Regions from separate parts of the Homo sapiens genome. Here regions 2 and 3 are each linked to region 1. A link is a loop called in an ENCODE intact Hi-C map of the cell type or tissue named here. Cell type or tissue: HepG2. All regions are shown on one strand. Region 1 overlaps MSI2 (musashi RNA binding protein 2). Region 2 overlaps MSI2 (musashi RNA binding protein 2). Region 3 overlaps MSI2 (musashi RNA binding protein 2).

Region 1 (8,000 bases):
AGCTCTGGAGATGAATTGGGAAAGAAGTGTGGTAGAAACATCACCAGGAAGCTTTGTGTTACGGGCCTTGTCACTGCATGTGAAGATAGACCAGACGCCCCGCAGAGACAGCCCTCTTGAAACTCTCACCTAAAGGAGATGCTACCAAGGTGAGGGACCTCCGGGCAGCAGAACAAGAACATCGAACAACCACTACGGTTTAACAGGAGCAAGAAACGATCTTTCCGAACTTTCCTCTGTGGATGCAAAGATGTTGAAGAGCAGTTCCTGCCTTTGGCAGGGAACTCGGGGTGCACACGGGGAGACAGACAAGAAGGGATGAGTCCAGGGCACTTGTATGTCTGTACCTTCTCTTAGCCTCATAACATCTCTATGAGGGAGCGAAGAACATCACAGCTTTGGCCGGGCGCAGTGGCTCACGCCTATAATCCCAGCACTTTGGGAGGCCAAGGCGGGTGGATCACGAGATCAGGAGTTCAAGACCAGCCTGGCCAAGATGGTGAAACCCTGTCTCTACTATTAGTGGGGCGTGGTGGCAGGCACCTGTAATCCCAGCTACTCAGGAGGCGGAGGCAGAGAATTGCTTGAACCTGGGAGGCAGAAGTTGCAGTGAGCTGAGATCGCACCACTGCACTCCAGCCTGGGCGACAGAGCGATCGAGACTCCATCTCCAAAAAAAAAAAAGGAACACCACAACTGACTTGCCCTGTGTTGGAGATGGCTGTGCAGATTTAGTCTTGCTCAAGGGCTTTACCAAGGGTTGTGCTCAGGGCACAACTGGGGCTAAATTCCAAGGCCTGCTGCCTTTGGGTCCGTAAATCTTCATTGCAGATGTTGATGTAGTTTCCAGGACTGCATCATCTTGGAGTTTATTTTAGGCAGATGATTGCCTTCTAGGTCATTCTCAACCATTTAAGTATCCTTGGCAGGAGAACTTATCTGAATGGGCCAAGGCTCTTTGAGTTGGGAGCAAGGCGTATTTTCCCACCCAATCTCCATGCACCCGGGTCCTGTGGTTTCATTGGCACTTCATTTGGAAAGTTGTTGGCTTTTGGGAGGAGAAAGGAAGGAGAAGTTTGGCAGCATCCTGTTCCAAGGCCTAGAGTTTTAATGTGTGGTCAGACTGTTTATTGATTAATTGGTTTTCAAGAGGGAAACATGTTCTTTCAGGACATAGGGTCTCTAGGACAAAAATAACTTTAAAAGAAGAGGTGGAGATGTTAGAGAACACTCTAATAACTCCTATCACTTCACAGCTGGGAAACCTGAACCCCCAAAGGGGTAAGAGATTTTAGAAAGTTTCACCAAATTCCCCATTTCTCTGGACAGAATTGGACTCTAGATGGAGGACTAGACATTTTCCCCTAGAGCCGTGTTTCCCCAGGGCATTGAGAGGTGTTAGGAGATGCAAGGGCTCCATGGCCGTACATGTGGCAACTCCTAAATTAAACATTCCCTAAATGCAGGACTTCTCAGAGCATTTACTCTGCTAACAAGTGGTCTGCTTTTCTAAGAGCTGGTTAAGGTAGGTAATGATTCCTTATTTGGCCAATGAACTTATTTTAAGGAGACTAAATTATCTTTAGTCTTTAAATTATTTTAAAATTATTTTTCTCCTAGAAGACCCTATGTCTTGAAAAATATGTTTCCCTCTTAGAAACCAATTAATAAATATTGGGAAGTCAGGCCAGGCACGATAATTCATGACTATAATCCCAGCAGCTGGGGAGGCTGAGGCAGGAGGATCACTTGAGTCCAGGAGTTTGAGACCAGCCTGGGCAACATAGCAAAACTCTATCTCTACAAATAAAATAAAATCAAATAAAATAAAATTAACTAGGCATGGTACTGTATGCCGGTAGTCTTAGCTACTCAGGTGGCTGAAGTGGGAGGATCACTTGAGTCCAGGAGTTCAAGAATGCAGTGAGTTATGATTGGGCTCCTGCACTCCAGCCTAGGAGACAACGTGAGACCTCGTCTTTAAAAGAAGAAATAAAATAAAATAAAATAAAACTAAGAAGTCAGATGAATTCTGACTCAATAAATTGAAGTCAGATAGATATATTTTTATCAACTGGGCATATACATATATAAAAATAGATATCAGATACCATATTGCATATATATAAGTACATATTTTAATAAACTATATTAGCCTGACATATATATACCTTTTTTTTTTTTTTTTTTGGAGATGGAGTCTCGCTCTGTCGCCCAGGCTGGAGTGCAGTGGCGCGATCTTGGCTCATTGCAAGCTCCGCCTCCCGGGATCACGCCATTCTCTTGCCTCAGCCTCCCGAGTAGCTGGGACTACGGGCGCCCACCACCACGCCTGGCTAATTTTTTGTATTTTTAGTAGAGACGGGGTTTCACTGTGTTAGCCAGGATGGTCTCGATCTCTTGACCTCGTGATCCACCCGCCTTGGCCTCCCAAAGTGCTGGGATTATAGGCGTGAGCCACCGTGCCCGGCCACATATTTTTAATATATGTGTGTGTATACATATTTTAATCTCTCAATGGCCATCAGAGATTTAGGTCACAGTGTTACCATGCTTTAGTCAGAAGGAAAGAACTCTGGGTCACTGTGCAATTTCTGGTTGGCTTTTGGAAGCTGACAGCCTCATTGCTGATATCTTCTTCAGGAGCACAAAGTCTCTGACTGGGAACTGCTGGCTACATGGATGGAGAGCCCCTCTCCAGCTCTAATACTCTCTGTGTTCCATGCCTCTGGGTTATCAGCAAGAAGCCCAGCTGCTCGGCCCATAACTCAGATCAGTTAGCATATAAACTCCAGAAAATAATTGCCCTCTTAATTGCTACTGATACCATGTCTTGAACCAGGCTTTGTTCAAGGTGGGATACAGGTGGGACACAGGCTTGGTTCACAGGTGGGAGGGTGCCCTGTGCAGGCCGTGGGAGGATAATTTGAGAATTCCCTTGCCTGTCCCTGCTCCGCGGTTGCTGGGCACCTGGCGAGAGCGTTGGGTTGTTTGCTTTGGGTAACTATGGCAGATCCTTTTAATTGCCACCAAATAACTTCAGCTCAACCTCGTCAGTGGTTGTTTTGCTGCGTCGCTCGGAAGAATGCCTCCCTCTTTGTAAGAGCTGGATGGATGGGAGCTTGGCAGAGGCAGGCCAATGCTCTTTAATGTTTTCCTTCCCATTTAATAAGTGTTGAGTAAAACTTGAGTTTAGGGTGTTTATGTGGCACAAAAGGTAAACCATTTGTGGTGTTTTGGAACCTGGGCTAAGTGTTTCTCACACACATCCTCATGACATGGTAATGACTACCTTTGTGTTAAACTTGGGTCACTGTCAACTTTCTTCTGAAGTGCTCCCTGCTTTGTTTTGGGGGCAGGGGTGGGAAAGGAATGAGGTGAGAGAAGGTGAGGTGAACATGGGATGCCGCACGGGGGCATTGTCCTCAGTCGGACTTTCTAGAAAAAGGCATCACGCGGCCTGGAGACAGGAAGGGAGAGATTTTAATCATCTGCTGTGGCTTTTGCTCTTCTGACATCAGAATGGTAGGAGGCCCTGAACTTTTGACCTCTGGCTCCAGGTCCATAAATGTCCCGAGGTTCCCAGGAAAAGGAAGACTTGTTAGATGGGAACCCTGATGTTTGATTAGAGCAGCTTTTAGTCACTACTGTCATGTGTTTGTTTATTCAGGCACCAGTTGCATCTGAGTAGTGGTAGGTCCTGGAGACAGGAGGCACAGCCTTTACTCATGGCCTCATGGTAAGGTAGAGTCATGCAGAACATTTAACGAAAGTATGGCTTGGCCGGGTGTGGTGGTGACTCACGCCTCTAATCCTAGCACTTTAGGAGGCTGAGGCAGGAGGATTGTTTGAGCCCAGGAATTCAAGACCAGCCTGGGCAACATAGCAAGACTTCATCTCTACAAAAAATTAAAAAATTAGCCGGGCACGGTGGCTCACACCTGTAATCTCAGCACTTTGGAAGGCTGAGGCGGGCAGATCACCTGAGGTCAGGAGTTCGAGACCAGCCTGGCCGACATTGTGAAACCCCGTCTCTACTAAAAATGTAAAAATTAGCTGGGCGTGATGACAGGCACCTGTAATCTCAGCTACTCGGGAGGCTGAGACAGGAGAATTGCCTGAACCCGGGGGGTGGAGGTTGCAGTGAGCCAAGATCATGCCACTGCACTCCAGCCTGGGCAACAGAACGGAACTCTGTCTCAAATAAATAAATAAATAAATAAATAAATAAATAAATAAATAAATAATCAGTTGGGCGTGGTGACACATGCCTGTAGTCCCAGCTACTTGGGAAGCTGAGGCAGGAGGATCACTTGAGCTTGGGAGGATGAGGCTGCAGTGAGCTGTGGTTGCACCATTGCACTCCAGCCCGGGTGACAGAGCCAAACCCTGTCTTGGGAAGGAAAGAAGGCAGGAAGTTAGGGAGGGAAAGAGAAAAAGGAAAGGAAAGGAAAAAGAGAGAAAGAGAAGAAAAGAAAAAGATTTGATGGGCAAAATCCTGTCTTTGGAAGGAAAGAGGGGAGGAAGGTAGGGAGGGAAAGTGGAAAAGAAAAGGAAAAAGAAAGAGAAGAAAAGAAAAAGATTTGATGTACGCCACCATGAAAGCAGGTAGAAGGCAGAGGAATCATGAGGAGCTGGATGGGTTCACCTGGGGAGAGTACTAATGGGACATGAGGCACCCCGCCTGTGTGTTTGGAGAACTACAGCAGTTTGCAATGCCAGAAGGAACAAAGGGAGGCGAGGAACCATGGCAGTAGGGTGGAGGTGGGCAGGGGCAGGTCCCAGTGGTGCTAGGAAACTTGTACTTTATCCATAGGCAGGGGAGCTGTGGCTTCTATAGCCTTCAAGGGGAGGTCACCATTGAGCCGAGAAGGGAGAGGAGCTTTCTAGGCAGAAAGCGTGGTTGACTGAAATGGCAGAGTGTGTTCTGAGGAGGGTGGCAGGCTCTGGGTGGTGCATTTCTTCCGGCCAAAGGAGAGACGTGAGGCAGGAGCTGTGTGTCTTCCATACTGTGCTCACTCACCATGCTCAATGCTCAGAATCCCTCCTTGCAGAGGCTGCAGCCCTCTTTGTAGGTGCTTTGGTGGAAAGTTAAATTTGATTGTCCTATGGGCCTGTGGCAGGGGCTGCAGTCTCCCCTTGTCTCAGTGCCCCATTTCCTCTGAAGAGTGGGCATTGGCAACACCCTTCATGACACTTGAGCTTGTGCCCATGGGGTCTGCCGGCTTCTCCCTGCCCTTGACCCGGCCGCAGAGTGGACTGCACAGATCACATGGGTGCAGTGTTGTCACCCACTCTTCTCTGGGCTCCACACACAGACAGCATTTGGCCTGCTCCCCGAGGGCCACACGGTCATCCTAGGCAGCTGTTCAGTGGTAATTAGTCAACCCAAGTCTCACAGGTTCAATGACTCATTGTCTTAAATTTAATAAGTACAGAAAAACAGAGTGCTGATGTATTAAAAAATTAATCCTCCTAAGAGGTAGCCTCGGCAGAGGGGCTTGGAATGAAGGGAAGCAGAGGGAATGTGCAGGGAAGTAGGAAATTTCTCCTTCTGGGGCCCGGGCTGCTGTCGGGAACAGTAGGGCAGAGCCCCAACTCTTGGATTTTTTTTTTTTTTTTTTGAGACATAGTCTCTTGCCCTGTCACCTAGGCTGGAGTGCAGTGGAGCGATCTCAGCTGACAGCAACCTCCACCTCCTGGGTTCAAGCGATTCTCCTGCCTCAGCCTCCCGAGTAGCTGGGATTACAGGCGTGAGCCACCACACCGGCTAATTTTTGTATTTTTAGTAGAGACAGGTTTCACCATGTTGGCCAGACTGGTCTCAAACTCCTGACCTCAAGAGATCTGCTACCTCGGCCTCCCAAAGTACTGGGATTACAGACGTGAGCTAGAACCCTTGGGTTTTGAGAAGGAGATGGCAGCTCTGCATAAACTTTCTTCTCTTACTCTTCCTTTTCCATTACCCCATTTCCTTCCTCTTGTCCTTCTCTCTTTCTGTATTAGTTTCCTAGGGCTGCCATAACAAAGTACCACAAACTGGGTGCCTCAGCTACAGAAATGCCTTGTCCCACAGTTTGGGAGGCCAGAAGTCCAAGATAAGGGTGCGGGCAGGGTTGGTTCCTGCTGAGGGCTCTGAGGGACAGTCTGTCCCAGGCCTCTCCCCTTGCCTCTGGTGGCTTGCGGGCAGTCTTTGGCATTACTTGGCTTGTAGACACATCACTCCAATCTCTGCCTTCATCTTTATGTAACCCTCTCCCTGTGCTCATGCCTGGGCCTAAATGTCCCCTGTTTGTAAGAACACCAGTCACATTGGATTAGGGTTCTCTCCGACTTTCTCTTGCTCTGTGTCTCTCTGGTGCCACCTCACCTGCCTGGCCCTTCATGGTTCACCTTACTGTGTGGGTCCCAGCCATCCACCAGAGATGGACAGGTGCCTCCTGGGCTGCCAGCCCCTGCCAGGACTCCTTTCTTTGCCTTTCCAGAGGTGGGTGTTGTGCCCACGTGACCCCAGACATCTCACCTTGCAGCTTCTAGATTCCCCTGCCCTTCTCTGACAAAACTTTTCTTCTGGAACATTGACTAACTCCTCTGTGTAGGCTGCAGTTCCCAGCAGGGGTTTATGAGTGTGGACAAGAAAAAGGGTATATCTATGTGAGTCTGCATACTTGGAGAATTTCCTTCTATCGATCAAAAAATATTCCAGCACAGAGCAGGACATTCTCCTGAATAAGCCTTATCACTTAAAGCATTTCCTCCTCAAAGGCAATCCATTTAGGTGAAGTGCAGAGACAACTGAGTTGAAATTCATCAAGAGGGGAATGTTGGCCCCCAAAGCATTATGGGCCATTAAGTCTGTAATGTGGCAGAGGCCTCTGGATAGCCAGAGTTCCTTCCTTCCTGGTGAATTGCAAGGGCTGCTGTGCCGGCACCTTCCTGTTATAGTCTCTGTCATACACACAAGCACTCAGACATTCTCCTGGTGTTTCCCTCTTCCTTGGGCACCTGTGTCCATAACGGAGGATGGTGATAGCTGGGAGACTCCCGCTTGGATGTCAGTGGAGGCCATGGGGCCCCTTCCACCACAGGTCTCAGGATTAAGGAGCTGCAGTTTTCATCGCAACGAGTGCCCCTTTCCCTGCTTATAGCTTGGAGGACGCTAGTCCTGGGCTCTGGGAGGGATATAGATAGATACCTGTGTCCCTCTGCCCTCTCCCTTCTGCTAGGACCCCGGCCTGCTCAGTTTGCCAAGGGTGGCTTGTTTTCCGTCTGGAGTGTCAAGCCTGCATTGAGAGGGAAGGCGTGGGGCTGGACCTTCCAGCATTGTGTATGTAGGAGTGGGGGTGGTGGGCAGGGTGAGTAGGACCTTTGTCTGACTAGGACCAATAGTTTTGAAATGACTTGAAAAAAATTTGATCTTGGGGAATTTCCAGCATGAGTAAAACCTAGAGACTTCTCAGAGTTTTGAGAAAGCCACCCCCTGTCAAGCCAGTCACCGCTTCTGTCTCTACAGCCTCCCTCCCCATGGCCCCACTGAGACTGCCTCCTGTCCAGGCCCTAGTCACCCACCCACTAAGGCTTTGCCCCGCCCTCCCAGCTGGCTGGGTCTCCTCCCCAACAGCCCGGGGCTTCTTCTGCCTCCCCATGAGCACTGCCTTCACATGGGGGTGCCTCCATCAGAATCTCCGGGGTGTTCTCATACCTGGCCTTCCAGACCCTTCCCTGTCCAGTCCAATCACAACCTCAGCTTCATCCATTCAGCAGTGTGAACCCACTGCTCCAGCCCCCTGCTCTGCCCCTGGCCCTGGACAGCACATCTGCTGTGCCCAGTCCAGAGCACTCCCCCTCTCTAAATAGTTGAGACCTACCCTCCAACACCAGTTCTGTGCATTCATTCTCTATATTATCCAACCAGCATCGCCCTCTTCTTTGTCATTTGTTCGACACTTTCTGGATCCTTAGACTGGAACACTTCAGACTGAAGAGTTTACCTGAATTTT
Region 2 (8,000 bases), 100 kb after region 1:
CCGAGAACAGTCTTTTTAAAAAGGCAGTTAACGATCTGGAGCTATAAATAGTGTCTTTCCAACAAATAACAAAGAGGGTCGGTTCCCCTTTCGCCTCTGCTGTTGAGGCCCCGCATCCTGGAGTAAGTGAGTGGGGTCAGGAGGGTTTGCACCTCCCCTAGAGTTTGAGTTCTTGGAGGCCTGATGACACCCAGCGTGTTGCCTAGAGGTGGGGATGAGACCCTGGCTGGCTGAACTGCCGCTCACCGTGTGTTTTTGGAGACACATCCCTCCTGGTGGCACAACAGAAAACCACGACTCTAAGTCACTTGCCCCAGCCCTCTGACCTCTCTTCAGCCCAGACCAGCCCTTCTGCCAGTTATAAAGCACCAGCCCTGCCAAGAGCAAAGAGAGGCTTGCTGGATCCCGCTGTCTCTTCATGGAGTTCCTGAATCACAGAACCTCCCAGTTTGTCTGTTTGCCTCCCATGTATCAAGAACTCAGAGGTTCAGCCAAGCGCGGTGGCTCACGCCTGTAATTCCAGCACTTTGGGAGGCCAAGGCGGGCAGATCACCTGAGGTCAGGAGTTCGAGACCAGCCTGGCCAACATGGTGGAACCCCATCTCTACTAAAAATACAAAAAAAACAGCGAGGTGTGGTGGCGGGAGCCTGTAACCCCACTACTCGGGAGGCTGAGGCGGGAGAATCACTTGAACCCAGGAGGCGGAGGTTGCAGTGAGCCGAGATGGCACCACTGCACTCCAGCCTGGATGACAAGAGCGAGACTCCATCTAAAAAAAAAGAAAGAAAGAAATCAGAAGTTCTTTGACATCATTTTAATTCATACCTTCTCCAAATCAGAACCACAAAAGCAGCATTACCTACACCCAGAATAGACACAGACATCAACAGAAGCACAAAGTGAGATGGAACCCTGTCTCCCAACCTGAGAGGGAGAGTTTGGGCTAAAACACGCCCATGTGAGGACAGCATTTGGAAAGTTAATGCTAAGGAAATAAGAAGGATGGGAGTAAAAAGAGGACAAGCCCCGATGTCCTGTTTATCAGCTCCCCCTCTCTCCTCTCCTGTCTCATCCGCTCCCGCCTTGAGGATAGCGTGGTTTCCCTGGACTCCTTTCCAGACCAGCTGCAGCCCCATTGGCAATACCAACTTCCCTAGCTGGGGTTGGCTGGACGGTGTGGTTCTTGGCAGAAGATGACACATGGGTAGCAGAGTGACTTTGGCTCCTGCATCGAGTGCTTGTCTCAGCCCCATCCATAGCCATATAGAATCCTAGTGGTGAACATGCAACACCCCTGAGAGCCACTGACCAGGCAGGCACTGGGGTGAGGGAAAGTGAGGGGACTGTGTGGGACCAGCTGTGCTGACGACAGCCTGCCACCCAAGGGATGCCTGTCCCTGCACCCTGGCTTTGTTCCTGCACCTGGTCCCCAGGAAGCCAAATCCAGTGCATTTTTCCAGCTTCTGCTCAGAGACAGCCAGTGTCTGCAGAAGGGCCAAGGCCACTGGACGTCTGGAGAGAGTCTGGCCACAATGGCCAAGTGGTGGACGTCTCCACAGGCTGCCCCGTGCCCCTGCAGAGGCAGGGCTTCATGAAGCAGGAGCAGGCAGCTCAGACCTGGGCCGGGCCACCTGTGCAGGTAACTCCTTCACTGCTATTGGTCGGTGGAATTGTAAGATCAGTTCTTCAGCAGGATGCTGCGGGTTTTCTGAGGCCCGTGGCCATCTGGATTTGTGCTCCGAACATATTATACCATGTTAACAGCTTTTAAAGTAGAAACACATGTGATTCTGGAAGGCTGGGATGGGGCAATGGAGGAGACTGTTTAAAATTGCTGTTTGGTATCTCTCGTAGTACAGTAGCAAAGGTAAAAACCTATTATGGTCCACGGAAGCAGTTCATTGCGTAATGACATCTTCATAACTTGCCCTGCTAGCTGGCTTTTCTCACAGTCTCTGCGGGGAAGTTTTGTTCTTTTAAAATATTTTCTGGGGTGGTGGAGGGGGAGAGTTTGGAGGCGCTAAGCCCCTCCACTGAAACTCCTGGGATGGGGGACTTGCAGTAACCCGTGCCCCTCCGAGGAGCCCTGGAGCGGGGTTGGTGGGGACACTTCCACCCACTTCCATGGGGATTTACAAGGTCTGCTTCATGGACATTTTCAAAACTCTTCTCTCTGCTACTTCCTCCCACCACCCCCAGATCACCACGTTTTGGGAGAAGAGTGGTTGGGAAACAAAGACTCAGATATCAGCCTGCCTTTTAGAAATCCCAGATTTTAACCACCTACCAGCTGAGCAACCTTAGGCCAGTTATATAATCCTCAGAGCCTCTGACTCCTTATCTGCAAGATGGGGTAACAGTAACACATGCCTGCTATTATTTATTACTGATGTTGCTGTTTCTGAGCAGTATAATAATGCTGCTATTATTAACAATTACTGCCGGTATGGAGAGGAGTCATTAGGGCAATGCCTGTACGGTTCCTCGCAGCTCAGTAAAGGCGGTGGTTGCCACCAGCACAAGCATGCCTTGCAGGTTGGTTTTGGTTATTTAATCTTTGCCAAGTAATGCATTGTGGGTTTCTGTTCTGTGAGCATCCCAGGAAAGGAGGCAAGCCAGTTTCGCCCCAGTGGAACTGGGGCAGGAATAGAGGTGGAAAGATGGAAAGCCCACCATCCTCCCAGCTCCAAAGGAGCTGCTCCCTGCTTCAGGGGAAATGGTGACTTTCCAGAGCCCATCTAGCTGATGAAGCAAATGGCGGTGAGGTCGGTGCCCTCTGCACAGGCTGATGTGCACATTTAGGGAGTCAAGTATGGAAACCTCTTGTTCTTGCACTGTCTGTTCTTGAGCAATCATGAAGAGACCTCACAATCCAGAAGAAACCAAGCGAAGTGATGAAACCACAGCCCTGAGATGGAGAGATGGCGGTGTGGGTGGGCCTGGGAGCTTTGCACAGGGTTCTGTCTAGGTGGAGGGTGGGAACATTTGATATTTTTGCCCACCTGCCTGGAACACACTGTATGTGCAGTTGCGTCACCCATGTCTCAGTCCCTGAGGCCTGTCAGCCCCAAGCAGGCCCCAGATATCACAAAAATCCCCGCTCTTGCTCTCCCGTCTTGCTGTTTTCTGACCCCAGCATATCCATTTCTGTGCGGTTTATTCTGAGAAATCCTGTGTGAATTGTGCTTGAACTAGCGGGTCAGAGACTGTCTCCCACCTCCACCCCCACCTGACCTTTCATCCAGACTGCAAACAGGAAGCAATAAGAATTGTTTGCCCAGTTGCTGCTTTGATCTTCTGGGCCCCTTTTGGGGTAGGAGGCTGTGCTAATGAGGAAACATGGGCCAGAAGTCCACAGGCAGGGGAGCTGTGAGGACGACAGAAAGGTAGGAAACCCGCAGCCAGGTGCTCCAAGAAATGGTAGCGTGTGCCCAAGAGCAGTCTCTGCCGCCCCTCTTGAAGCAGCACCCCTTTATCCAGAGGGGATCGGCTGCATGTTTAATGAGAACTTTAGAGGCCTGGAAGGTGCCTACCTAAGCAATAGCAGGTGGCAGTGGCCCCATTTTAAAGATGAGGAAACTGGCACCCAGAGAGGATTGGTTCAGACGTTATTCGAATTTGCAGCTTTGGAGCCCAACAGGCCTGGATTCAAATTCCGGTTCTTTCTACTTATTATATATATAAGCTACTTAACCTCTCTGACCCTCTCTGATTTTCCTCATCTGTAAAACAGGGATAAGAACACTTCTTCAGATGTGATTGCTATAGATTAAATGAGGGAACATATATAAAGAGCCTGATATATAGAAGTGTCCAATAAATAGCAGCTGTTGTTTTCCATTTATCTATCCATCTGCCCGTTCATCCATCCATCCCCATCCATCTGCCCATCCATCCATCCTTATATCCCTTCACCCATCCGCACATCCAGTAAACAGTGATTGGTAAGCCAAGTGCTGTGGCATCTCAAGATGTTCAGAAATGGATCCTGGCCAAGAAGCTTATGTGTCTAGAGACATTTCTAAGACCGTACTTCCCAGGCCTCTTCTCATGGTGCTTTCATACACAGAGGAAGCATTCTTCTCTTAGCAAAGGCATTGCCTGCTGGTCCCAAGCAACTCCTACCCTGGGCACTGGTGTTGCCTGTGGCCTGAAACCAGGGATCTCCCTCTCCTAGGCGACTGGAAGTGCAGAGCTGCGTAACACAGCCCTTCTTAGATCTGTGCTGTCGTAGCACGCGACAGTGGGTCCCAGCTCTCCAGCAGAATGCACCCACTGCTGCACATGCTGTTGGCCAGCTTTCTGGAGGGTGGAGGAGAGCCATCTTTTAAAAATACTATGTTGGGAAAAAAAATACTTCTGTTTTCATTTCACCAACATAAAAAAATGTAGTCACTGCAAACACTGACAGGCAAACTGGTGGCTAACAAATCAGATCCTCAGGGACTGCACGAATGGAGAGATAAGTCTTGGTGTGTGAATTGCACACGGACTATTTTTTTTTCCTTTTTTAAAAATGCGTACAGGCCGGGTGCGATGGCTCATGCCTGTAATCCCAGCACTTTGGAATGCCGAGGCAGGCGGATCACCTGAGGTCAGGAGTTCGAGACCAGCCTGACCAACATGACGAAACCCTGTCTCTACTAAAAATACAAAAGTTAGCCAGGTGTGGTGGCGCATGCCTGTAATCCCAGCTACTCAGGAGGCTGAGACAGGAGAATCGCTTGAATCCAGGAGGTGGAGAATGCAGTGAGCAGAGATCGCACCACTGCACGCCAGCCTGGGTGACAGAGCAAAACTTCGTCTCCAAAAAAAAAAAAAAAAAAAAAAACAGTGCATAGATTTGTGGGGTCCATGTGCAGTTTTGTTATGTGTATAGGCTGCATAGTGGTCTAGCAGGATTTTTTTTATATCCGTCACCCGAACAACATACATTGTACCCATTAAGTCATTTCTCATCACCTACCCCATCCACGTGGACCATTTTTCATACCAATGGCTGCACACCTTAGAGGCTTGCTCTCTTTAGTGATTTAATTGTTTCTCCTGTTGGTTCCTGTGGAAAGTTCTGTTTCTCTCCAGCCCTACACTTGGGGACCATTTATACTCACTCAGGCTTTCCCACAGCCCTGTGAGATAAGGACCCTTGTACACATGGAAAAACTTGAGAGCAGGTAGGCCACTGCCCAAGATCCCAGGCAAGCTAGAACCAAGCTGGGAAGCGGGCTCTGGGCCCAGGATCAGAACCCCAAGGCCCATTTCCATTCTATCCCCAAAATAGTGAATGACATTGGATAAAGCACAATCCATGTCAGTAATCTCCAGTCCTTCCTAATGTGGACTCTCGCCTTCCAGCATTTAACATACCCATAATGGCCCCATTTTAGTGGCTGACTGTCTGTCTGTCTGTCTGTCTGTCTCTCTCTCTCTTTCCCTCTCACACACACACAGGCGCGCACACACACACACACACACACACACACACACACACACATAGGCCTCTGTACAGATGGACCCTGCTTCCAAAATGGAGAGTTTGCATTTTCCTTTCATCCCTCACCTCCTAGTCCCCAGGCCCTCCGCCCTCCCTAAAGATGCTGTGGTGAAGGGGTTCTGGAAGATCCCATTGTCTGGCCTGTTACACGCTCTGCTGAACAGCCCACCTGAGCCAGAATGGGCCTGGGCACCTCCTCTGAGGCGTGTCACATTTCCCAAGCGCAGCCTGATGAATAGGACGTCCTTTATGGCCAGCCCCCTGCACGTGTTTCTCTCTGTGCAGCTGATACTGTTGTGCTCAAGACACAAAGGCCCCCATGTCCCTGGCTGCCCATCCTCTCTGCCTGTGTGAAGGGCGTGCCATGTGTTTGTGGATTTCTTGCTGGAACAGGGCACAGATGGCTGGGTTTGAGTGCAGCAGTAATTAAGAATTGCCCAGGAGCTAACATATTTATGGGCACTGGCCCAGGACAGCCCAGAAGGTCGCCTTGTAATCAGGCATCACGTGACTCCTAGGAGCCAGTTAACAATGGTATGGCCGTGGCTTGCATCCTCTGCCCTGTGCCCTTAGAGGGTTTTCTTTTTAATTGGGGACATTTCTGAATGCATTTGGGTCCTTCCTCTGCTTTGGGGGAAGCTCTGATGTTTCTGGGCCTCAGTGGGTCCAAGTGAGGTGGCCTGGAAACCACCAGTAAGCACACGAGGTTGGGGTGATGATGATGGTGAGGCCATTCTACCCATCTCATGGCTACTCAAAGTCAGTATTGCAGTCTGAGTCCTGGGCAGGGTTCTGGAGACAGTGCTGCTGTCAGGGGAGCTCCAGCCCTAATAGGAGACTATTTAGGGCATTTATGGAGCTTGCAGCCTGTGTCCAGCACAGTGCACAGATGTATAAAGTGTCTCCCTGACCTTTGGAATTGGGAGTCTCATCAAGTATGTGGTTAATGCTAAATTGTATGGTATTTCCTTTGCTTGTTCATTCAATAAATGATGCGAGCACACAGTAGGTACTGAGTAATGCAGTTATGAACCCCTGCTGCACTCTTTTGTCTACTCACTGGCACTTACATACAGCCTTTTATCCATTGGACAGTACCTCTTGGCGCAATCGTGACGCCTTGGGTTGTTGGTTACCATTCTGTGCGTTTATCTGTTTCACCACCTTCATTAACAACAGCCGTTTATGGGGCACCTAACAGTGCTAGATGCTGTCCTGAGTACCTTACATATGTTGCCTTATTTAATCCTCACAGAGTTCCTCTTTGACAGATGAGGAAACTGAGACTCAGAGACATGGTTACTTGCTGAAGACACAGAATATGCATCAAAGGTGGTCTGACTTGAGAGCCAGGGTGCCTGGTATTCGGCTGTGCCACCCCATCTGCATCTAAGGATTTTTTTGTACAATCCACAGTGCCTGGCACTGTGCCTAGATAGCACTGATGCTTCCAGAGAAGGAAGAGATCATGCTGGATTTCCCATTTTTCTGTAGGATAAGCACAGCATCTGAATTCGGTTCCAGCCGGCCTTCCCAGCCTCACGCTGTACCATTCCCTGATCTTGAGTCACCTGATCCTGCCTGTAGTTTCTCAGTGCACTCAGTGCTCCCGGAGGCTTCCCTGACTTTGCACCTGCCCTTGTCTCCACCTGGAATGTCCGTCCCTGCCCCTTTGTGCCTGGAGGCCTCGTCTTCTGTCTAGAATAGGTGGATGCCACCTGCCTGAAAGCCTTCCTGCATTCTTGCAGACAGTCATCCTTCCTTTTGTCCTGCTCCATCACAGCCTTACCAGTTTTGTGTTGGGATTGCTTGCCTGTCCCTCTCCTGCTAAGGACAGGGCACTCTCTGAAGACAAAGACATGTTTTATTTTATACCCCCTCGACTAACACCCATGCCTGGCACATCAGCCAGGCTCAGCAGACAGTTACTGAGTGAATGCATTCATTGGAGCAGCTCTGTGGAGCAGTTGAAGCTGTATCCACCTAGGCTTTGAAAGCAGAGGAAGGGAAGGCATTTCAGGCAGATGCCCCCTTCTTGCTATTCTCCTCTTTCTCGGGCTCCCTGGGTTGGGTGAAAATTGGCTGTAGACATGAGACACCCCTGTTGCCTCCTAAGTAACATCTGTTTACTTTCCCAGGGAGAGTAGCGATTTACGAAGAGCAAATGGAAGCGAAAACCCCTTTTCTTCTTTGGGCCGGCTGTGTATTGCTGGGGCACTTGGGCAGACCCCCAAAGACATCCTTAAAGACAAGAGAAATCGGGGGCTGTGTGAAGATGTCACATCTGCAGATAGGGTTCGAGGTAGAGCGGCCTTTTGGGTTTTCTCCTCATTTGGAGAAATCGAGAAGTAGCACGGAAGACCTTCAGACCCAGAGCTTGTGTACGGCACAGTCCTTGAAGGATTTGCTCCCATTCTCAGGGAGCAAGACCCATCTTAAACGTGGAAACAAATACAGCAGAGTAATACATACTTGAGGCTTAATGTAAGTTAATTCCTCTTGGCA
Region 3 (8,000 bases), 89 kb before region 1:
TTGCACGTAATTTACGGAGGCGAGGATCCTGTGCCTGGGATACCAGATGATGTGGCTGAATGGCTGTTGGCTGTTTATTTGCTAGTCTGTCGTTACCAACACAGTATTCTTGAGTTCAGAGGCACAACAGTGTTTGATCCCCCTCCTCTCTCCTATCTAAATATATCCAACTAGTCAATCAGACTTGGCAGCCGTCAGGGCTGTGGCTGTCAGATTGAGTTTGCCTTGGCTCCTCTGAACTATTGGCTTGTTTTCCAAGCTCGAAAGTGTATACAAATAGTGATATCTAAATTAGACTTGCAAACACACACCCAGGTAGGGGCCCTGAAGGGGAAGAATGAGGCAGCATTTTGGTATGAAAATGACATTTCCTTCTCCTCCACTATCTGTTGGAGAGCACAGACGAAGCTACACTGAGGGGAATGGCTTCACGCTTGGTGAACAAGATGCGTGGGTGTGTTTTTCTGAATTGTGATTAAAATGTTTTTTTTTCCTTCAAATTTTAAGTTGTATCAGGAGATACAAGTGGAATATTAACTCAGTAGATGGGGGAGGTCTGGAGTGTCTCCCATCTGCTTCCCTTCTGAAGGGATCTCAGCTGAACTGAATGAGGTATATGTTGTGAGCAGTTAATATACGGTTGGTCCTTGTGATGTTGTTGTCTTGGCTGAGGATTCAGGAAGACTCTTGGGCCTTGGAGAGGCCTTTGGTTCCATGGCCTGCCCCATTGGGCCGGAACAGCCCCTTTCCTCAAAGCTGCCTCAGGCTTTTCCTGTAGCTTAGGAACAGCAGACCGAGCTCCTGGGCCCCTCCCTGGAGGCTTATTAAGGGGGATCAGTGGAAAGAAAATCAGAGCATCTTAAATCCCTACCTGCAAGGTACCCTTAATTCTCCAGGGAGAAACCTTTTATAAATAAATGTCATGAGTGCTCATCCCCCGAGTTGAAGCTTATCTGCAGAGATGCTTCACTCCGGGAGAGAGGGTTGGAGTTGCCATTGTGAAGGCCTGTGTGTGTAGAGGTACCATGCTGCCACCAGGCCATCCCTCTTACAGCTGTGTGGCATCCTGGAGGCCTGGGTAGGAGACGGAGGGTGCCGCAAGTTCTCTTCCAGTGATGGGGAGCCACAGGTGGTTTTGTAGGGTTCCTGGGTCTTAGGTGGTTATCAAAAGCATTTCACAGACATATGTAAGATAAAGACCCTGTCCTCAAGCAGCTAAATGAATGAACTAGAACAGTGGTACCCAAATTGTGGTTCGGGACCCCTGGGCATTCCTGATAACCTTTCAAAGAGTCTGTGACGAAGTTTCTTAAATAATAATTTTAAGACTTTGTGTTTTTCATTCTCATCCTTTTATGAATATACAGTAGAATTTTTCATAGGCTACATGACCTCTGTTGACATCATAGTTCTGGTGGCTAATGGAATATGTGTATTTCTGTGTTTAAAAATGTCTCAATTTTGGCTGAGCGTGGTGGCTCATGCACTTTGGGAGGCTCCCAGCACTTTGGGAGGCTGAGGCGGGCGGATTGCTTGGGGTCAGGAGTTTGAGAGCAGCCTGGCCAAAATGGCAAAACACCGTCTCTACTAAAAATACAAAAATTAGCTGGTCATGGTGGTGGGCGCCTGTAATCCCAGCTACTCGGGAGACTGAGGCAGGAGAACCCTTGAACCCAGGAGGCAGAGGTTGTAGTGAGCAGAGATCTCACCACTGTGCTCCCACCTGGGTGACGGAGTGAGACTGTGACTCCAAAAAAACAAAAACAAAAAAGTCTCAATTTTGATTTCTAATATGATAAATATTGAGAGATATAACACACATAATTCTCTTTGGTGGTCCTCATGTTTTAAGAGGGAAAAGGTGTCATGACATCAAAGATTTTCAGAACCGCAGAATTAGAATATCGGCAGATAAGTGGCAAGTTGAAGTTATATGCTAGGTACTAAGGTAGGCAGAGCTCTAGGGGTAGATAACAGGTGCTTGTGAGTGAGCTGGAGAGGAGATTGTCAGGGAAGGCTTTCAAGACAAGTGGTTTTCTTACCTCGGTTTTGAAGGATGAATAGAAGTTTACCAGAGAGACAAGGAAGGAAAAAGCATTCTAGAAGGAAGGAACGGCATGCCTGAAATATCAGTGTGTCAGCTTTTCCTCCCCAGTCTGTGGGGGTCAGAAATAGGGTCACCCTGGCCTCACCATGAGATTTTTTTCTACTGGGAATTTCCAAAATAGGCTGCATCTCAGAGTCATTTGGTGAGGTTTATGGAAATACTGGTGAAGCTAGTTCCCAGGTGTGCTTTGCTCTACTGATGGTTGGTAGCATTGTTTACCTCTGGTGGTGGGAATGACAGGGTGCTGTTTGTACCATTTTCGGTTCTTTTGTTGAGAGTGACGTCACAGTTGTCCTGCAGCAAGCCAGGGTTATGCCACCCTGTCAGCTATGCCAGAATGGCAGCAGGTGTCACTGGACACATACCATTCCTTCTTTACACCATCTATCAACCTACAGTGGGGAAAGGGGCAAGAATACAGCATAATGAGAGGGGCAGCCAGTTGTAGCTCGGGGACCTTGGATTCTAAGCAGCATGACCTTGGGAAGGGTCTTGAGTCTTTGAGCCTGTTTGTCCTCTTAGGAATAAAGCAGGTTGGACAGACCTTACTTAATAGGCATGCTTAAATCTGCCAGGGAAAGGGACCCTCCTGTTGATGAATAATTCATTCTGGTTTTGTTCCTAGAAAGTATTCCATGGGGCACACACTTTCTCAGCTGCTCTTGGTTTTGCAAAGGAAGATACTGACATGTTCAGATTAAGAAATCGTAAAGCTTCTGAACTACTAAGGAAGGGAAAAGAGGGGCCCAGGGCCCACATGTGTGCCAGGTGCTGATCTGAGGGTTTTTTGTGACTCATCTCATTTAATGGTCACGCTGTTCCTGTGAGTAAAAGCTGTCATCCCATTTTATAGATGAAGAAACAGAGGCACAGAGAGGTTACCTTAATTTGCCCAAGGTCACACAGAATCCTGGTGTTCAGGCCTCATGCCTTCTGTTCTTAACTCCATATCCTGTGTCCCTGGGAAAGGAAGGGGCCATAGTCTGGAGTGGTTTCCAGGAGAAAAGAGCCAGAGTAATCTCTGCTCTTCATTTCTTAACAAGAATAGAAGACAGAATAAAGGGCACAGGGATAAAGGATTGTTAACCAGACTGGCAAATCAGTAGACTAATTAAAAATCAAACACCTTAAAACACTGTCGCTGGGTTAATTGTAAACCAACAATGAAACGTTAAAATTTGCCCAGCCCATGAGTTTGAATGATTAACTGAGTGAGTTAATTTCAAGCCATTGGTTTGAGTAGCCGTGAAAGCTGAGGTTAGTGGAAGGGGAATCTGTGTGTTCTTTCCTGCCCAGGCCTGCCCTGGTGCCTAAGGTCTTGTGATTGTTGCTGCTGTTTGCGTTTTTAATCGAAATATCTTAAACATTTAGGCAGAACCTCACAAATGCAGCTAGATTGTGGAAAAGGACAGTGTGAATCAGCAAAGAGTAGGATTACGTATATCTTTCCAAATAGAAGAAATGCCATTCTGTTTTGCAATATCACAGAGTCCTGGTAGCAAGAAAGGGCCCTTTGGAAAGGCCTTTTGCCTTCCAGTGTTTGACCCAAGGCTGCTGTCCCATCTGTGGCCTCTGTTGCTCTCTCATGTTCTTTTCTGCCCAGAGACCAGGTCTGGGGGTGTTATCAGGAGTTAGTCCTAAGACTGGAATGAGACTCCTGGGATTCAATGATGGCCAGTTGACCACAAGATGTTTCTGTTAGGTTTTAAGTTGAGATTCTGCTACGCCTGCTTTGATGGCTAGGTAACACTCCTCAGCACCAGGTGATGGATTTAACCTCTGTGAGCTGTGTTTCTAACCTGACTGGGCCCAGGGATCATGCTGGGAAAGTTATGGACCCTTTACCCAGAGACTTGCGCTACAACACAGCCACATACAGCTTTGCACTGAGGGTCAGGATGCACAGATCCCTGGTGCTCAGACATGAATGGCCTTATTAGAGTGAAGAAACCCTGTGTTGAAGTCACCAAACAGCTGGACTTTAAATGTTAATGTTAATATTTCACTGTGACTTATATAGCATTTTATTTTTTCCAGAGTTCCTTACAAGACAATCTGATTTGATCCGCAGGAGAATCCTGTAAGGTCAATTATATAGTCGCTCTTTTATATATGACGCATGCAGTAGGCTCAGTATCTTCCCTGAGTGTTGCTGTTTTCTTGTTAATTTGCTAAATGGGCTTTTAAAAAGGAGATAAATGTAAATTTCAGCCCCGTAAAATAGATACATCTCAAATGCTCGTGACTCAAATTAATTAATTAAAAAACAGAATAAAACACCACTCCAGCCACAAAACATGGCAAGGTTGTAATGTTTATTCCATTCAGCCAGTTGATGGGGTAAAATTACGAGATTGGTCTGTGATAAAAATGTTTTTAACTCCAACTTAGACGTTTACAGAAAGGAGAGACTTGGGCAGTTTGTTTATTTAGAACATTGATTACTGCTTCTGCCATGTTCCTCCAATCACAAACACTTGGGAAAATTTTGGAAAACTGCAAGAACTAAGTAAAAATCCCCCCAACGCCACTATTTACCATTCAGAGATAACTGCTATGAACATTTCGGTACATTTTTTTCTGTCCTTTTTCATGGCAAAAAAAAAAAAGGGCAAAAAATTATATAGAGACACAGGTATACACACACACACACACACACAAATCATTGGCTAACCTGCCTTTATAACTTTATCATATTTTCCTCATTCACTGTTTTTATGTTGTGGTTTTTATTGTCTATGTGGTGTTGTGACTTACAATTATACTTTATTTGACCAAAGCCTGTTATTGAATAGTTAGCTGGTTAGTGATTTATTATTATTATTATAAGTAACATTGTGGAATATCCTTGTACATAACCCCTTAGCAACATCTCTGATCACTTCCTTAATATGTTTACCTAGAAGTGGAATTTTGGGGTTAAAGGCTATGGATATTTTGAAGGAGATTTTACATATAAATATATATGAAAAATATATAAAGGAGCTTATATATATGAGATATATAATCTCCTTTACAATATCAAAAAATTTGTAATATATATACTTATATATAATCTCTTAAAATTTTTTTTATCTTACATTGGCCCTCCCGATAAGGAGAATGGTACTATTTTCTAACCTCACCAAAAGTTTGAGAGATTAACTTAATTTAAAAAAAATTACTGTTTTTGTAAAAATGATGTGTTTATGGTAAACATTTTTATATGTGCTGAAGGGGAAGGCTTAATTTAAAAAGATTGGGGTTTCTTGGATCAACTTGAATTGCTTATTTTAAACAGCCCTCTTCAGTGTAGTTTGGCAAAGCTCTCTCTTTCGGGTTTATTTGTTTACTTACCTACTTATCTTCAACACACTGACCTACCCACCTGTGTATCTTATTTGGTTAACATTTATCCAAGTTTGAAGATGGAAATAGTTTTCCTCTGAATCAGAACTTTCAGTGTAACTGTTCCAAGAAACCGCCACCACAGATGTGGGAAGAGGGAAGAGAATGAGGAAGATTCCTGCTGTCTTTTTACCGCTTGGGTTTACAAATGTGGCAAATTTGGAAAATGTCAAAAAGTAGGAAAAATAAAATGAAACCTGAGATCTCACCACACAGAAATAATTATAGTCAACATATTGATATGTTTTCTCTTTTTGGAGGAAAAAAGTTACAGATGAACAGAAATTTGAAAACAAGCTGTGCCTATTTTCTGTTTCTTTTATTACACATTTTATTATCAATGAATACTTTCTGCTGTAAAAAATATAAATGATACAGAAACCAATAGTAGTGTTCCCCTTTCTAGAAGAAACTATAAAAGGGTGTACTGTTCATCGCCCCTATTCACGCTTTAAAGGAGATGTCCAGCTCCAGTTGAAAATGAAGTTTTCTTACCTGGCAATCTGGTGTTTCTGAATGTGATTTGAAATCCGCCACCCCAATGAGAATGAGGACAGTTTTGTTTTTTTTTCCTGCCAAGAGGGATCGATCGTATTGATTAATTGACTGCAAAAATAAATTCAGAATTATGAAAATAAAGGGCATCTGGATTTAGAATTACCAAATATGGCTGGGCACAGGGGCTCACGACTGTAATCCCGACACTTTATGAAGCCAAGGCAGGTGGATCACCTTAGGTCAGGAGTTCAAGACCAGCCTGGCCAACATAGTGGTAGAGACATATCTGTCTCTGCCAAAAAATACAAAAATTAGCTGGGCGTGGTGGTGTGTGTCTGTAGTCCCAGCCACTTGGGAGGCTGAGGCACGCTTGAACCCAGGAGACGGAGGTTGCAGTGAGCTGAGATTGCGCCACTGCACTCCAGCCTGTCAAAAAAAAAAAATCACCAAATATTAGGTGTGTTAAGATCCTGGGAGATCAAATTTCACCCTCTCATTTTACAGATAAGAAAACTGAGGCCCAACAAACATTAGTAATTGCCTCACCCCAGGTCAATCAGCCAGTTAGGAACAAAACAGATTTCAGGTTCTAGTTTGTGTCCTTTTTTCTTTTTAAATGAAGATATTGATCTATTTTTTAAAAACAAGAACAAAGGCCGTGTGTTAGTCTAGTTTCAGTTGCAGAGAGCTGAATCCACTCCCATCTGGTTTAAGCAGAAAGGAATTTGTTTGAGGGCATTAAAATGCTTCCAGAAATCATCAGGAGATACACGGAAACCTCTAGGTTGTGCTTTTGGGAACAGCCCTCAGAGCTATGCAGCAGATCTGGGTCTTCAAATACCTACTGTCTCTTCTGTCATCTGGAAGTCCCCACCAAATTGGGAAGATGGTGCTACAGCTGCCAGGTTCAGAACCACAGCCGCACTGTCCCCATCCGAAGGCCTCCATGGCTGCCACTGTCCTGCTGTGATCTCCAGCAAAATAGGTTCTCCATGACTAGTCAGTAGAGACAGAGGATATTGCTGCAGAATAACCTAACACCTCCCTGGCCATGTTGCCAGGGGAAATAGTTAAAGTACAGAATATACTACTTTCCCTTTCATACCTAGCTGCAAGGGAACCTGGAATATTACTCCTTAATTTTCCAGATCCTGCATAACAGAAAGGCTTATGGCGAGGAGGTTGGACTGGATGATGGGGACCGATTTACCATGTCTACTTAGTAAACAGATCAAATGATAAGAAATAGACTTCAGTTCTGTGTTATGGCCATGCAAGGTAGACTGGCAGAGAAGCAAAAAACAAAAACAAAAAAGCAGCCAGACAACTAGAGAATTGTCCAGAATTTAAGACAGACAAAGACAGAAGCTATATGCAGAAACATAGCGTCAATAGGGTGGCAGCACTACATTGTACTGTTTTAGGATATATCATTTGAAGTCCTGTTGCATTTTTGCAACCCTAGGCATAAGTGGTATGTGGTAGTTTATACTTAATGTGACTGAAATTCAATTCAAATCCAATTCCAACTTGAGTATTGAAGTTTCCCTTTCTAGCCCTTGAACTTGTATCCTGATATTTGTCCCTAAAACTTTAACTTCCTCAATATTTTTTTCCTGCCCTTTTCCTGGTTTTATTTACCTTATACTATTGAGGAACCTACATTTTCCCTCAAAATCCAAAATTTAAAAAGATGCTTGACAGGAACAGTGGCTCACGCCTGTAATCCCAGCACTTTGGGAGGCTGAGGCAGGTGGATCACCTGAGGTCAGGAGTTCGAGACCAGCCTGGCCAACATAGTGAAACCCCATCTCTACTAATGATACAAAAAATTAGCTGGGCATGGTGGTGCAGCGCCTGTAATCCCAGCTACTCGGGAGGTTGAGGCAGGAGAATTGCTTGAACCCAGGAGGCAGAGGTTGCAGTAAGTCGAGATTATGCCACTGCACTCCAACCTGGGCGGTAGAGTGAGACTTCATCTCATAAATAAAAATAAATAAATAAATGC

The links. A loop is a pair of places that touch in the nucleus more often than their neighbours do. Peaks named below come from ENCODE experiments on the same cell type or tissue, not always from the same donor. Only the 100,000 strongest peaks of a DNase experiment are listed, where the experiment ranks them.
Region 2: it touches region 1 in a loop (6-fold over the local background); 5 of 110 quality-filtered maps call a loop at or near these places.
Region 3: a loop joins it to region 1, with 3 times the contacts of the local background. A loop is called at or near these places in 6 of 110 quality-filtered maps.

The regions. Positions count from the first base shown.
Region 1 is chr17:57,455,928-57,463,927 of GRCh38, forward strand. All of the region lies in intron 6 of MSI2 (musashi RNA binding protein 2), which reads left to right. Among named protein-coding and RNA genes, the nearest start is that of MSI2-AS1, 150 kb to the right of the region's middle. RefSeq lists enhancers at 6,099-6,338, 7,275-7,594, 7,695-7,774 and a silencer at 7,101-7,395. In HepG2, a CTCF peak has its summit at 3,411; DNase peaks (open chromatin) are centred at 3,584 and 7,426.
Region 2 is chr17:57,558,290-57,566,289 of GRCh38, forward strand. The region is part of intron 7 of MSI2 (musashi RNA binding protein 2); the gene reads left to right. LOC107984993 (a long non-coding RNA gene) reads left to right here. Exons shown (of 2, transcript XR_001752947.3): 1 at 1-1,640; 2 at 7,634-8,000. Among named protein-coding and RNA genes, the nearest start is that of MSI2-AS1, 46 kb to the right of the region's middle. RefSeq lists an enhancer at 3,081-3,581. In HepG2, no CTCF peak of the experiment used is centred here; a DNase peak (open chromatin) is centred at 3,272.
Region 3 is chr17:57,366,805-57,374,804 of GRCh38, forward strand. The region is part of intron 5 of MSI2 (musashi RNA binding protein 2); the gene reads left to right. Among named protein-coding and RNA genes, the nearest start is that of MSI2, 110 kb to the left of the region's middle. In HepG2, no CTCF peak of the experiment used is centred here; DNase peaks (open chromatin) are centred at 207, 3,537, 5,517 and 6,597; H3K4me3 peaks cover 466 bases.